Linked DNA regions of Homo sapiens: regions 1, 2 and 3 are each linked to region 4. Evidence: chromatin contacts called from ENCODE Hi-C or POLR2A ChIA-PET data. All regions are on one chromosome and are shown on one strand. The core of a region is the stretch at or near the end of the contact, and the rest is flanking DNA. Distances in the headings are between cores, read along the strand shown. Region 1 overlaps COBL (cordon-bleu WH2 repeat protein). Region 2 has its middle 180 kb from the start of GRB10. Region 3 overlaps GRB10 (growth factor receptor bound protein 10). Region 4 has its middle 44 kb from the start of GRB10.

The links. A loop is a pair of places that touch in the nucleus more often than their neighbours do. ChIA-PET counts read pairs that join two places held with the same protein, here RNA polymerase II (POLR2A). Pooled maps may share reads with other maps.
Region 1: a map of endothelial cell of umbilical vein shows a loop between it and region 4 (6-fold over the local background). The contact joins two enhancer-like sites. A Hi-C loop is called at or near these places in 4 of 168 maps with a recorded cell type or tissue (Calu3, PC-3, endothelial cell of umbilical vein and 1 more) and 3 of 50 pooled maps.
Region 2: a map of PC-3 shows a loop between it and region 4 (2.6-fold over the local background). The contact joins two enhancer-like sites. A Hi-C loop is called at or near these places in 7 of 168 maps with a recorded cell type or tissue (Caki2, DLD1, PC-3 and 4 more) and 2 of 50 pooled maps. POLR2A ChIA-PET finds 5 or more read pairs at or near these places in 2 of 52 experiments (H1 and HEK293T).
Region 3: a pooled map shows a loop between it and region 4 (7-fold over the local background). The contact joins two enhancer-like sites. A Hi-C loop is called at or near these places in 11 of 50 pooled maps. POLR2A ChIA-PET finds 5 or more read pairs at or near these places in 2 of 52 experiments (BJ and activated CD4-positive, alpha-beta memory T cell).

What each region holds. Positions count from the first base shown.
Region 1 is chr7:51,067,744-51,070,984 of GRCh38, reverse strand. All of the region lies in intron 7 of COBL (cordon-bleu WH2 repeat protein), which reads left to right. Among named protein-coding and RNA genes, the nearest start is that of COBL, 250 kb to the left of the region's middle. Within about 2 kb of position 1,469, at least 2 of the 41 ENCODE cell types and tissues checked have a DNase peak (open chromatin) inside an H3K27ac peak, as active enhancers do; they include endothelial cell of umbilical vein, where a contact is called at or near this core.
Region 2 is chr7:50,961,884-50,964,959 of GRCh38, reverse strand. No RefSeq gene overlaps it. Among named protein-coding and RNA genes, the nearest start is that of GRB10, 180 kb to the right of the region's middle. RefSeq lists an enhancer at 1,327-1,842. Within about 2 kb of position 1,824, at least 2 of the 41 ENCODE cell types and tissues checked have a DNase peak (open chromatin) inside an H3K27ac peak, as active enhancers do.
Region 3 is chr7:50,658,779-50,661,809 of GRCh38, reverse strand. All of the region lies in intron 7 of GRB10 (growth factor receptor bound protein 10), which reads left to right. Among named protein-coding and RNA genes, the nearest start is that of DDC, 95 kb to the right of the region's middle. RefSeq lists an enhancer at 2,221-2,390. Within about 2 kb of position 1,594, at least 10 of the 41 ENCODE cell types and tissues checked have a DNase peak (open chromatin) inside an H3K27ac peak, as active enhancers do.
Region 4 is chr7:50,825,508-50,828,803 of GRCh38, reverse strand. No RefSeq gene overlaps it. Among named protein-coding and RNA genes, the nearest start is that of GRB10, 44 kb to the right of the region's middle. RefSeq lists an enhancer at 1,206-2,405. Within about 2 kb of position 1,848, at least 2 of the 41 ENCODE cell types and tissues checked have a DNase peak (open chromatin) inside an H3K27ac peak, as active enhancers do; they include endothelial cell of umbilical vein, where a contact is called at or near this core.

The DNA.
Region 1 (3,241 bases), core at 220-2,719, 240 kb before region 4:
TGTTGCCAGTGGACAATTGAGCATGCTGTGATTTATAAAATGCAAGCTAGTTTATATGATAATGTTTGCCATCTCACTTTACCAGTACTGTTGACCTTTTCATATGATTCTAAAATCACTTACTTGTAAATAAATACTCCTAGTTCTGTAGATGAAACAATTTGGAAAAGTCGTTACTGTTTACTCACTGACATTTTATTTTAGCACCCATTATAATCAGTCACACATCGCATCTGTGTTTGTGATGCTTATCAACTGTTAATTTTCACAGTTTTCATGCTAATTTGGATCCATAAAATGATACAGTTTGTTCACAACTTCCATAGCTCATGTAATGTAATTCAAAACGTTTCCACGTGCAGACTAACATTTCCCATAACAAAACAAACTTTTCTACCATAGGGATAAGAGTGCATCTTCCAAAAATTACAAGAGAAAGTGAGGGCCTTTCAAACAAGTATTCAAGATGTCTTGAGTCATCATAACCAATTACAGATTATCCAGACCCAGAAATTAATCCACATACAGAGCACTTGCTTCCTCTGGCTTCTCGGAATTTTGTGTGTGTGTGTGTGTGTGTGTGTGTGTGTGTTTTAACTGTTTCATCCTTCATACCCAAGGAATGTGGAGCAGGAGAAAAACCCAAAATAGCTTTTGCACCTTATTAGTCACCATGGTAAAATGACAACAAGCAAACTTCAAACACTTCAGTGAAGACAGAGGTTCAAGTATTAAATAAAATGAGGCTCAGGAGTTATCTGTATATTTTTGGTTTCTTTGCTTTATTTGTCACCAATAGCAACGCATAATTGGTAACCCTTTTGCCGAATAACTCCCTTTGCTGGAAGTTTTGTGATTTAAATTTACTGTTACTTCTGTGTTGATTTTACCCTTAAAGGCTTTATGTTATAACCCTTCTTTTTCCTTCTTATTAAGAAAATAACAAACTTTTATTACGTGAACGAAGCTGCATAAAATAAGGCTCTGAGTATATTTTTCAGTAAAGGGAAAAAGAAACCCCCCCAAAAGAGATTAGATCTATTGAGATTATTTAGACTGGACACACTGTTTCCTGGTTGATAAATCTGCTACAGGGCTTCAGGGCAGGAAGTGAGGAGAAAAAATAACCAAAACATAAAACCCAAACGCAAATGGAATAGTCAGTATCTATCATACTTTCTTCTTTGGCCCATAAGGGACAAGATTTAAAGAGTGGATGCATCCTTTCCTTGTATGTTTTGTGTGAATAAGAAGTGGTAGGGAGGAATATAAAGACATCCTGAATCACACAAATCATCAACCACAGGATGGAAATGGATGGCAGATTGCCATGTCTAGCCCACACACACATCCTCTCTGCCAGGTAAAGTTGCCAATATTAAAAGTCAGATTTGGCTTGAAATTCTGGTTCTTCCTGGAATGTGTAAAGAGCCTTCCCAAAGGGCTCACATCCTTCAAGTAAGCCTTGAGCATAGCTTGGCAGCAGGTGCTCCCTGAGCACAGGCCGGCACTTGCCATGCACTGCGGAGCCCACCAATCCCACAGCTAACACCCAGGCTAAGAATCCAGTATTTTCAGGCTCATGTTTTTCCAAAAAGAAATTTAAAGGGAAAGTGATTATGTCCTATAGTCAGGAGCCTGAGAGGACCAGAGAGGCAGATGCAGCACAAACTTACAGAGTTGCTGTTCCAACAAGAGAAGTGTAGTTGGTGGTGGAAGTAAGCATATTTGTATCTCTGGCCTGTTTCTGCCTCATCCCTGCGCCCTTCGCTTGGCCCTTCTCTCTCAATCATTTCTCTCTCCTACCTGGTCTCTCATATGGGCAAACCCCGAATCTGCACCCACAGTGGTGTATTGGCAGAGCTGTGCAGGGAATGCCCCAGAAGGCAAATTACCTTTCATGTCTGCTGGCTCCATTCTGCCCCTTTACATTGTCATTGTCATATTAGTGAGGATTGGGTGCGATCAGGCCGAGGGCAACGTTTTGATGAGCTGGAACTGTCACTCACTGCACAAGTGGCCTACATTTGGAGTCTTCAGGCTCCATAGCAGAAACCTTAGATGTGAAGAGTGAGTTACTTAAGTTCAATAAATATAAAATAATAGTAAATGGTTATAAATTGAGACGTTTAGCTTCTAGTAGGAAAACTACAAGTCTCCATTTAATATTGCAAAGTGAAGTGTAGGAAGAACATTGATGGGGATTTCTGGGTTTTATGCTATTTTTTATATTTCACAGCTTTATAGGAGTGTAATTGACACACAAAAAACTGCATATGTACAAAGAAAGTATATAATATAATCAGTTTCGACTCTTGTATACACCATGAAACCATCACTCACCATCGAGTAATAAACATCCATCACCCTCAAGTTTCCTTGCATCCCTTAGTCATCATTTTTAATCTGCGTATGTGTATGTATATGTGTATATGTACATAAGACATGCACACAACTATATATATTACTTTATGACAGTACTGTACATCGAATGGGAAAGTTAGCAAAATATAGGTTTTAATAACAAATCCTAAATTAATTGAGAAGTAAAACTTCATTCTAGCTAATTGGGAAATTGTTTAAAAGGAGAACATTAAGTGTTAAAATTGATGACCCTAATGATAAAGCGAGTATTTGATCTGAGGAGAAAGAAAGCTGGTCGCAGCATTTTAATAGTCATCTGAATGCATCCTTTGTGAAGTGAAAATGTGGGGATGTGAGTGCACATACAACCTTTGGAACTATTTCTCCCCTATCCAAGTTTTCAAGAGGAAACAAAGGTAATTTCTCCACTTAATTTTCTTCTGCTAAAGAAGCATGAGTGTGTTCTTTAAACCATGTTTACCAAAAGTAGCTGAGAGGAGGTCAGCCCACCGCCTCTGCCGCTCAAGCCTGGCTTGAGAACCGCTGACCAGGATTGCTGGCTCTAGTCAGGAGCCCAGCTGCCAGGCTGGGGCTAGGCAGCGGCAGGCACCAGGGCAGCATCTGTCTTGGGCTCCACTGCAGTGGCCAGCTGCCCACTGACCCTCACTCCGTCTCTGCCAGGTTAGCAAGCAGTCGAAGGGGCTGCTTATTTAAGAGACAAGAGATTCTTGGATGACTTTACCCGCACATTTCAGCCACCAGGGGGAACCCTGATTATCCCATTGATAGACAGAGTTGAAGAGAATGGAAAGAAACATACAAGAAGTTAACATTGGGGCTTTGCTGCATTTATGCCAATATTATGTTGCAGCTAGTC
Region 2 (3,076 bases), core at 575-3,074, 140 kb before region 4:
ACCCTAAAACTTAAAGTATAATAATAATAAAATAAAAATAAAGAAAGAAAGAAAGAAAGAAATAACAAAAAAAGAAAAGATAAAAAAACAACTCCTTCCCACTTGGGGCAGGGCAATTATACCCATTCATTCTTAGGCCTTCAGGCAGTACTAGGGAGTGACCCCAGCCGATTGCCCTCAATTTCCAAGGAGCCAGTAGGCAACAGCCTCTGAAAGACTGAAAAAGAAAGTGGGATGGGAGTGGGGGGCGGGAAGGTGGAAATGAAAAAGACCAAGGTTCCTTAAGCTAATGAAGAGGTGGCGGTCAGCCTTCTCCACATGGAAACCCCTTAGTTTCACTGGCCATGGCCAGAAACCTGCAGTTGCTTCCATGTTTACCTGCTTCCCACCAAGGGTCCCAAGTTGGAAAGGAAAAGAGAGAGGGAGAGAGAGAGAGAGAGCCCCTGAATGGAGCAGAAAGGAAAGGGAGAAAAATGAATCCCAAACTTTGGGCTTATCTCTTCCTTCTGGCTGGCTCGCCAAAATATGTTAATGGTGGAAGGTGTCTAGGCTCTTGACGTCCTCAACAAAGAGTTGGACAAAATGCACAAAGCAAGGAGGGAAGGGTTTTATTGAAAATGAAAGCACACTCCACAATGTGGGAGCGGGCCTGAGCATAGGGGATCAAAGGCCCTGTTACAGAGGTTTTTTGAGTTTAAATATCCACTAGAGGATTACATTGGTGACTTGGTGTACACCCCATGTAAAGGGAGAGGATGAAATAAAGTTACAAAGTCATTTATAGTGTATGCCCTATGGAGAGGATATTTCCTGTTATAGCTCAAGTGTGAACTAGCCTCATATTCTCTGCCTCCAGACCCTATTTTCCTGCCTCGTTAGGACAGCTATGTTATTGTGGCTAGGCCAGAAGTTCCTGCTCATCCCTCACTGTGGTGTAAATGCTACAACATCCTTCCCACTTCACAGATGAGCAAAGGCAGTCTCAGAGACATTGAGAGACATGCCTGGGTTCACACTGTAAAGTTTTTGCAACGCAATAGCTTAAACATTAAAAATATTGATTTAACACGTTACCATTTTTTATGTCAGCAATAAGGGAGATTTGCATAAAGGAGTCAGATGTTCCTTGTACTAGTTTTCTGTTTGTAATTTTTGTAGCTTTGACATTATCTCCAAATTAAAGTTTACAGAAAAAGTGATCATGTTTTGACTCCCACTAAAGCCAGCCCTCGGGCTCCATGCTTTTCATGCATTGTCTGCAATTCTCCTATGGCTTGCACGTGGACATCAGTCCACTCCACAGATGGGGAAACTGAGGCTTGGTGTAGGTGGGCAACCTGCCACAGGTCCTGATGGAACTGGTTAGGCGTCTGCACCCAGGTGCCTGTGCCTCCCAAGCCCATATTCTTTCCATCCCCTTGAGTGGCCTCTGTAGTCAGTCTTCAAAGACCTGTCCTTTAGGGTTTAAATAAAGTGTTCACAATTTGGGACTCAGTTGTCCTGTGTCCCCAGATTTGGAAACCTCTCCCTGTTTGGTGCCTTCCACCCTTCAGAAGTCAGCTCAGCCTCTCTCTTCAGAAACAAGATCTGAAGTCCTCATTATCCAGCAAAGATGAGGAGGAGGAGGAGGAGGAGGAGGAGGGGGAGGGCCAAGAGGAGGTCTCAGTGGCTTCACTGATGACAAAGAGGCAGCTGGAGGCTCCCTGAAGAGACCAAAGCCCAGGAGCAAAGGCTGGAAACCTTCCAGAAGCGGAACCAGAGCCAACAATAGAGGAGCAGCAATTAAAACTCCACTGGCCTGGGCCCAAGGGGCGGCACCTCCCAGTGCCTTGTGCCTGCCTGGGGAGGTCCTGCCTGCGGAGATGACTCAGCACAGCCCAGGGGCAGGCCTGCAGCGACCTGTGGGGCAAAACCCAGAGCAGAGGTGGGGCCATTCAGCACCACTTTCCCACCCAGCTGAGAGCTGGCAGACCACACCAGGCACCACCACCAGGCTTCCTGCAGGGCAATGCAGGCACCAAGAGAAGAACCCCAGCGGTGGACACATCTCACTCATTTTAAAGCTCTAAACAGAAGTCGTTGTTTAATCTCCCATTGAAGTTGGATTATCTCTGCTTCTGCTAATAAAAGCTGTCATTTATGGAGCACTTACACCAGCAACATTTTATCAAAGGGAATATGATGTTCCTCATGTTGAAGGTGAGGCTCGGGTCATTTAAATAATTTTCTCAAATCATGTGGCTAAGAGGAACAGAAACTATTGCTTACACAAAAATCTCCTTTATACCAAATCTCATGCTTTTGACCAGTGGTCAGACTGCTGGTGTTGGTCTTCACATGTGCTGCAGCCTACATGGTCGGGCGTCCAGCCCTCCCATGGGTCGAGTCCTCATTCTAATCTATCCCTTAGGGGCTGTGCACTCATCTGGCCACTCTGGTCCTCTTGAAAGGCTTTGCTGGTTGACTCACACTCCGCGGGTTTCCTCCTGAACGGCACACATTTTGGCGGCTCCCCTCCCCTCCTCACCCTCTGGGTGCTGGATGCCCAGGGCTCCCTCCCAGCCTTCCTTCCATCCCGGCCCTCACTCCCTGCCTTGGTGTTCTGGCTCACTTGTACCCATAGCTCTATGGACCCTCTCCCCCAGCCTCTCAGCCTCCCTCTCCAGTCTGGACTCAAGATTGGAATCTCTGCCAGGACATCTTGTAACATCTCAGACCTCTTTTTTTTTTTTTTTTTTTTGAGAGTCTCACTCTGTTGTGTAGGCTGGAGTGCGGTGGCATGATCTCAACTCACTGCAACCTCTGCCTCCCAGGTTCAAGAGATTCTCCTGTCTCAGTCTCCTGAGTAGCTGGGACTACAGGTGTGCACCACCACACCCAGCTAATTTATTTATTTATGTTTTGTATTTTTAGTAGAGATGGGGTTTCACCACATTGGCCAGGCTGGTCTTGAACTTCTGGCTTCAAGTGTTCTCCACCTGCCTCAGCCTCCCAAAGTGCTGGGATTACAGGCGTGAGCTGCCACACCCAGCCTCTGACCTCTTATACTATCTCAGACCTCATGTGCCCAGGCCAG
Region 3 (3,031 bases), core at 345-2,844, 170 kb after region 4:
GGTAAGCCAGGTATGCAGAAATGTGAAGTGGTGGCAAGGGCAACTGAGGCAACATGTGGGGCGCACTGACCCCACAGGCCCCAGTGAGTTGGTTGTGGTGTGTGATGCCAAGAACAGATTCACATGTTGAAGAAGCAGAAACCAAGAGCAGGCAGAGAACTGACTCCTACAGTAAATGTGCAGAGGTGCTGAGACAAGAGGGCGGGGTGTCCCCAGGGGCACCCTAGAGAAGAGTGCCGGTGAAGAAAAAGTATAGTAATGCTATTAGGAACTTGTTTATTTATGAACTTAAGACAAGCTCAGTGGGCACTTTGACAGGCCACACTTTCCTTCAGCCAATAAAGATTCTCGTGCAGCTACATAATGAGTTTTTAGAGCACATTTTTCCATTTGTTATTCAAACACAATTAGTCACATAGTTTAACCCTGTTAGTAATAGGACATAAATCTTGTCTTAGCTCCAATCAGCTCTTCTCCCTCTGCTTAATTTTAAAAATTAATTTTCTGGAACCACAGTAATCACTTTGGATAAGGGTTTGTGCATACAATTATTTACTAATGATCAAAATTAGGTCTCCTGAGGCTTTAACTGCATGCAATATGTTAGACCATCTTTGCTGAGAAAAACTAGTCCTGGCCTCCCAGTGCAGGTTGTTTCACAGAATGTATTGCACGGAGAGAATGCTCTCTCCTGCAAATGTGTGTCTGCAACTGGGCCTGTCCCGAGCAGTTTGCTGGTGGGCCTTGCTGAGGATGGACTTCCTCCATCCTTTAGCCCCTTCCACCCGCTGGCAAGCCCTGTTACTCTTAGCACCTCCACAGTCTGCCCGTGTCACCTTTTCTGGTGCCTTTGGAGATCAGAAGACATTGGGGCCTGAGCCTAACTGCAGTTTACCCTGAGTGCTGGGGACCCTGAGGGGTGCTGGCTGCAGTGGGTTGGGTCTGCAGCCCCCAGGGCCTTGGCCCTGGCGGGATGGATAAGATGCTGCGCCATCACAGGATGGTCCCTTGTGGCTTCACGCACGCAAGAGTCAGCATGAGGTGCACTTCAACTCATCCCGCCATTTTCAAGTTAAAATCCTCTGTCCTCGGCCCCCCTCACACCTGCATCTCTAACTCCTTTCCTTCTGCTACTGCGTGGCTCCTGTCTCCCAACGGAAGCCACCTGCCTGTAACCATTTCCCGTCTGCACCGAGAGGCCACGGTGTGGAGGGGGAGCTCCTGCCCACGGCACTTGGAAGGTGCTGGGGCAGAACCCAGCTCCAGCGCTGATGTGTGGCAGCATCTCTGGAAACTTCCATTTCCTGCTCTGTCTGAGGAGGCGGGGCCCTGCTGATGTCTCTGTGTCTTGGAGCTCAGGACAGTCAAATCTGCACCACGGCTGCCTCCCCTCTTGCCGTGTGAACGTGGCAGGACGTCCACTCCACCCCACTTCCTGCATGGACATGGCTCCATGGCTGTGCCCTACCTCCCTTCCTGCATGAATGCAGCACCACGGCTGCACCCCCCACTTCTGTGGTTGTGGCATGATGGCTGCACCCCCACTTCCCATTTGAATGCGGCACCGCAGTTGCGCCTCCCTGCCACTTCCCCTGTGGACGCGGCATGATGGCTGCACCCCCTACTTCCCACGTGAACACGGCACCGCAGCTGTGCCCCCATGCCCCTTTACTGCATGAACGCGGCACCACTACTGTGCCCCACCCCTTTGCCACGTGATCACTGCCTTCATCAGGAGTGACCACGAGACATGTGCTCTTAAGGAACCTGAGGCCCAGGGAGGATAAAGTCATCTTCCAAGGTCATTGACAAATACATCACAAAAAGTGGGTTTAGACTCAGGACCCGAGCTTCTAGCTGTCTTCTCAGTGTGCCACAGCAGTGCCCCAGACGACAGAAATGCATTTCAGTACGCCTAAGTGAACTCTCAACTTGTCATTCAATTACTTATGAGGGGACGCGTGAATCCCTGAAACCGTGCAAGCAAAACCCACACATGTAGCAGATCCCATTGCATTGCTCACCATCATTTATGCCCTCCGGCGTGGCCACCACTGAAGGATGGATGTTCTAACCTTATGGTCCTGTAATATGCTCCTCTAGGTGAGGGGCTGTCCTGGACAGGCTCTAGACAGAGATGAGTTTGCTCTACTGTCTGCCTTCCAAGACTTGGGCTACCCGGAGAAGAGACGTGGGCACACACACTATTGCACAGCTGCTTAGCTCAGCATGGGAGATAGGTGCAGGACCCAGAGCGACCTGGGAGCAGCCCTGCGTCCAGCCTTGAGCGTTGGCAGGTTCGGGTGTCCTCGGTGACTGTGAGCATTGCATTTGAGCCAAGGCTTTAACAGCAGGGTGGCCAGGACATGTTTTTTTCAAAGGGGGGCTTGGCTAGGCTCCCTCAGCTCTCCGTGGTTTGAGTAGGGTCTAGCTTTCTGGGTTTCAGTCTTCCTCTGGCGTTGCTGAGGTGACTGAGATCTCTTCACGTTTTTTACCTCTCATTTTCTAGAATGCCAGTTACCTGAGTTGTCCTGAGGGGGAAAAAGCCATGCAGGTTCAGTAAGTTTGGGAAATTTGGCATCGTCTATCGTTTTCTTGGCAATTCTACATTTCCCGTTTGATTTTAGAGGATCTGAAAAATCTTACAGAAAAAGAAAACCTACCTATTCACTCAAGCTAAGCTAGAGCATCTGAAACATTTGTGATCACAGAAGTGCTTTAGAGACAGCACCTGTAAACTTTACACAGAACGCACTTTGGGAAAGGGTGCTAAATTGCCCATGATTATTTTTAAAATGGTGAATGTCATCCTCACTTTTTTAGACTTTTCTGGCAGCTTTGCTAAAGCGGAGGTCTCTCACAGCTCTCTAGGGACCGCAGCCCCTGCAGTCTGAGAATAATCCCGAAGGCCCGACGTGACGGCACCTGCATGTTCCCGTGTTTGCATCAGAGCAAGTGATGCAATTGCAGCGAGGCAGTCGTGACCTGGAGCAGACCACTTGTTTGGCTAAATATGACACAGGAAATCAGT
Region 4 (3,296 bases), core at 599-3,098:
CTGTCCCGAGTAATGCAGCCTCCATAATAAATATCATTATCTTGCTTGAGTTTCTTCATGTTTATAATTTTTAAAAATCATATAACATTTCAAAGAGTTAAGGTTTCACTTAAAAAAAAAAAGACCCCATTGTGGAACACATAAATTGTTTCCCATATTTCTCTATTAAATAATCAGACTGCAAAAAACTTATGAATCTGTCTTTAAAAAAACTTTTTTAAATTCCTTAGGTTACATCCACAAGTGAGATTATTAGATCAAAAATCCCACAATTTTATGGATGTTGATTTGTATAACCTTTTACTCTATTACTTATATAAATGTACCTATTCCACTATATCTTTATGATCATTAGGTTGTAGTATTGTTTTCGCCTTATTAAAGTGATATACAGATAATCCCCAACTTACGATGGTTCAACTTAAGGTTTTTCAACTTTACAATGGTGCAAAAGTGATACACATGTAGTAGAAACTGTACTTTGAGTACTTATACAGCCATTCTTAGTTTCGCTTTCAGTACAGTACTCAATAAATCACATAAGATATTCTCCACTTTTTGTAATAGGCTTTGGATTAGATGATTTTGCCCAGGTGTAGGCTAATGTCAGTGTTCTGAGAATGTTTTAGTCTCAGCTACAATGCTCAGTAGGTTAGGTGTATTAAATGCATTTTCAACTCACTATATTTTCAACTTATGATGGATTTATTGGGAAGTAGCTCCATTGTAAGTTCAGGAGCATCTGTATTTATACTTAGATTTGTGCAAAAATTCATTAAAAATCTGTGTAATTTTGCATAAAGCATAAATCAAGGGTGATTACTAGATTCTAAAAAGTAGTCTTCTGAAGTGCTTTTAAAGTTTGATTTGTTTCAATCAGCATAATGGGTGTGTCTAGGTCAAGTGTGAGGATTATATTTTGGTGTCCATCGAAGTAGGTGGGGTGTAAATTCTATGAAGGGCCGGACTGGCAGAAAGATGTGGTCCTCATGCTAGGTACTTCATGTAGTCATATGCACAATGAGCTTAAAAAGCAATTGGAGTGTCTTGGTCCATGTAGGTGGAACATTGAAGAGTGTCAAGAAGAGCTGGATGGGAGGTGCTGTCATACAGGCAGGGCTCTCTCTCAAGGTCAGCTCTGCCTCCTGTTGTATTGGCTTCTTCTGAAGGCAAGTTCTCTCATGAAGTGGGGAAGATGGCCACCACCAGCTTCCCAGTTTAGCAGCACAGGGAAAGTGAAACTCTCCTTCCCAACATACACATAGCCACCTCAAGGGAGGCCCTCCTGGCCCTGTGGAAATGCATACCCTTTGCATCAGTCCTTCCTCCTGTGGCCCACTGGGGGTGGTGTGCTGATGGACAACCTAGGACCACAAGGGATGGGGAGATGAGTTCTTCCAGGGATGGGGGATCCTGGACAGACCAAACAATAAAAGTCCCCTGTGTCATGCATCCTCATACAATCCTATGGCTGAATTAATAACTGAATTAAGGGAAATTCCAGATCAGCCTGAAGCATCCTGTAGCATCAGAGGACATGCTTTAAAAAATAGGAACACATCAAAAGCACACAGGAGTCATCCTGAAACAGTACCCAATGGCCAAAGCTGGAACAATCCATGAGTCTATGCCAATATAAGTAAACATGTGAATAAGCAAATACATAGGGAAAAAGAGACAAATCTTTCTCACAGAAGCACCACAAGTAATACAGGGGAGCATTGATGCAGCCACTTCTCCAGGAGGTGGGGCTTCATTGCTCTCCTAGTGAGTGTGGACTGGACCTGGTGACTCACTTCCTCTAGAAGGGTATGGAAAGAGAAAAATAGCAACTTCACAATGCAGTAATCTAGCGGATGCCACCACAACCAAGGGCTCAAGGTTAACATCACCAGACTTGAGTCATGGTGAAGTCATGTGCCCCCGAGGCGAGGCAATGAGAAGGGCACTTCACCCCATGGCACTCACCCCCAAAACATAACCCCAATCGATCACAGAAAACATCAGCCGAACTCAAAGCGATGCACATCATCCAGAATGCCTGATCAGCACTCCTCCAAAGGGTGATGGTCTTGAAAAAGAAACAAAGTCCCAGAAATGGGCATAGATGGGAGGAGATTAAGGAGACAGCCTAAATGCACTGTGGGATCCCGGATGGAATCCTGGAACAGAAAAGAGGCATGAGTGAAAAAAACTGGTGAAATACAAAAAAAGTCTGGAGTTTAGTTAGTAGTATTGTGCCAGTGTTAATTTCATAGTTGTGACAAACATGCTGCGGATATGTAAGATGTTAACAATTACAGGAAACTGGATGGAGAGTATAGGGAAACTCCCTGTATTATCTTTACAGCTTTTCTCTAAATCTAAAATTATTCCAAAATAAAAAGTTTGAGAAATTAACAGTGATTACCCATTCCATACTAGGCACTGATTTAAGGGCTATGCATATATTAACTTTTAAAAATCTTAACAATAACATTGAGGTATCTGCTATTATGATTACCACGCTAATTTTATGGATGAGGCTACCAAATCTGAGAGGTTTAGCGACTATCTATAGTCACGTGGTTCTGAGTGTGTGATTAGCGCCTAGGCAGTTTGGTTCTAAAGCCTGTAATCTGCAATCTTTAACTCTACATAACAAACTTTCAAGGAAGAGTTAATATCTGCACATTGTTTTTCCTCTTGAACACCCTTACCTTAGGAGAAAAACCTGTTCTGGTCTGCACAGCTCACAGGGGGTTCCCCTCCACTTATTCCCTTTGCATACACCTTCCTAAGACACAGGCTTTCAGATTGCAAGTGTTCCTAATCCCTAATACCCAGGCCCCACAATACTGAAAATTTCCAGAAAAGAAATGGAGTCAGCTTAGAAAAGAGAATTGAGAGAGAAAGAACCAACAAAAGGGAAATAATAAAATTTAGTGGGGGAAAGTATGAAAAGCAGTGCAAACTTGATTCCCTTACCAGAGTAACTCAGGGATTGAGGAGAAATGGCTTGCTGCCTTAGGTGTTGGTTAGAGACCCCAAATCACCCACGAGAAAAGTGCAGTGGGCCTTCAGCCTCCTGCTTTCACTCACGAAAAGCACCTGTTTTCTGCTCTGATAGAGATCAGTGAATACCAGCCACTGAATGACTCTCACGTGATATGCCTTGTGCTGTTAGTTAAAGCTCGTGCTCCTGAATTCTCACAATATTGTGCGTTTTATGCCCCCGTAGAGCAGGGGTCTCAGCCCAAACATGTCCACCACCTGATTTCATAGGGCCCACGAGCTAAGAACAGTTGTTATGTGAC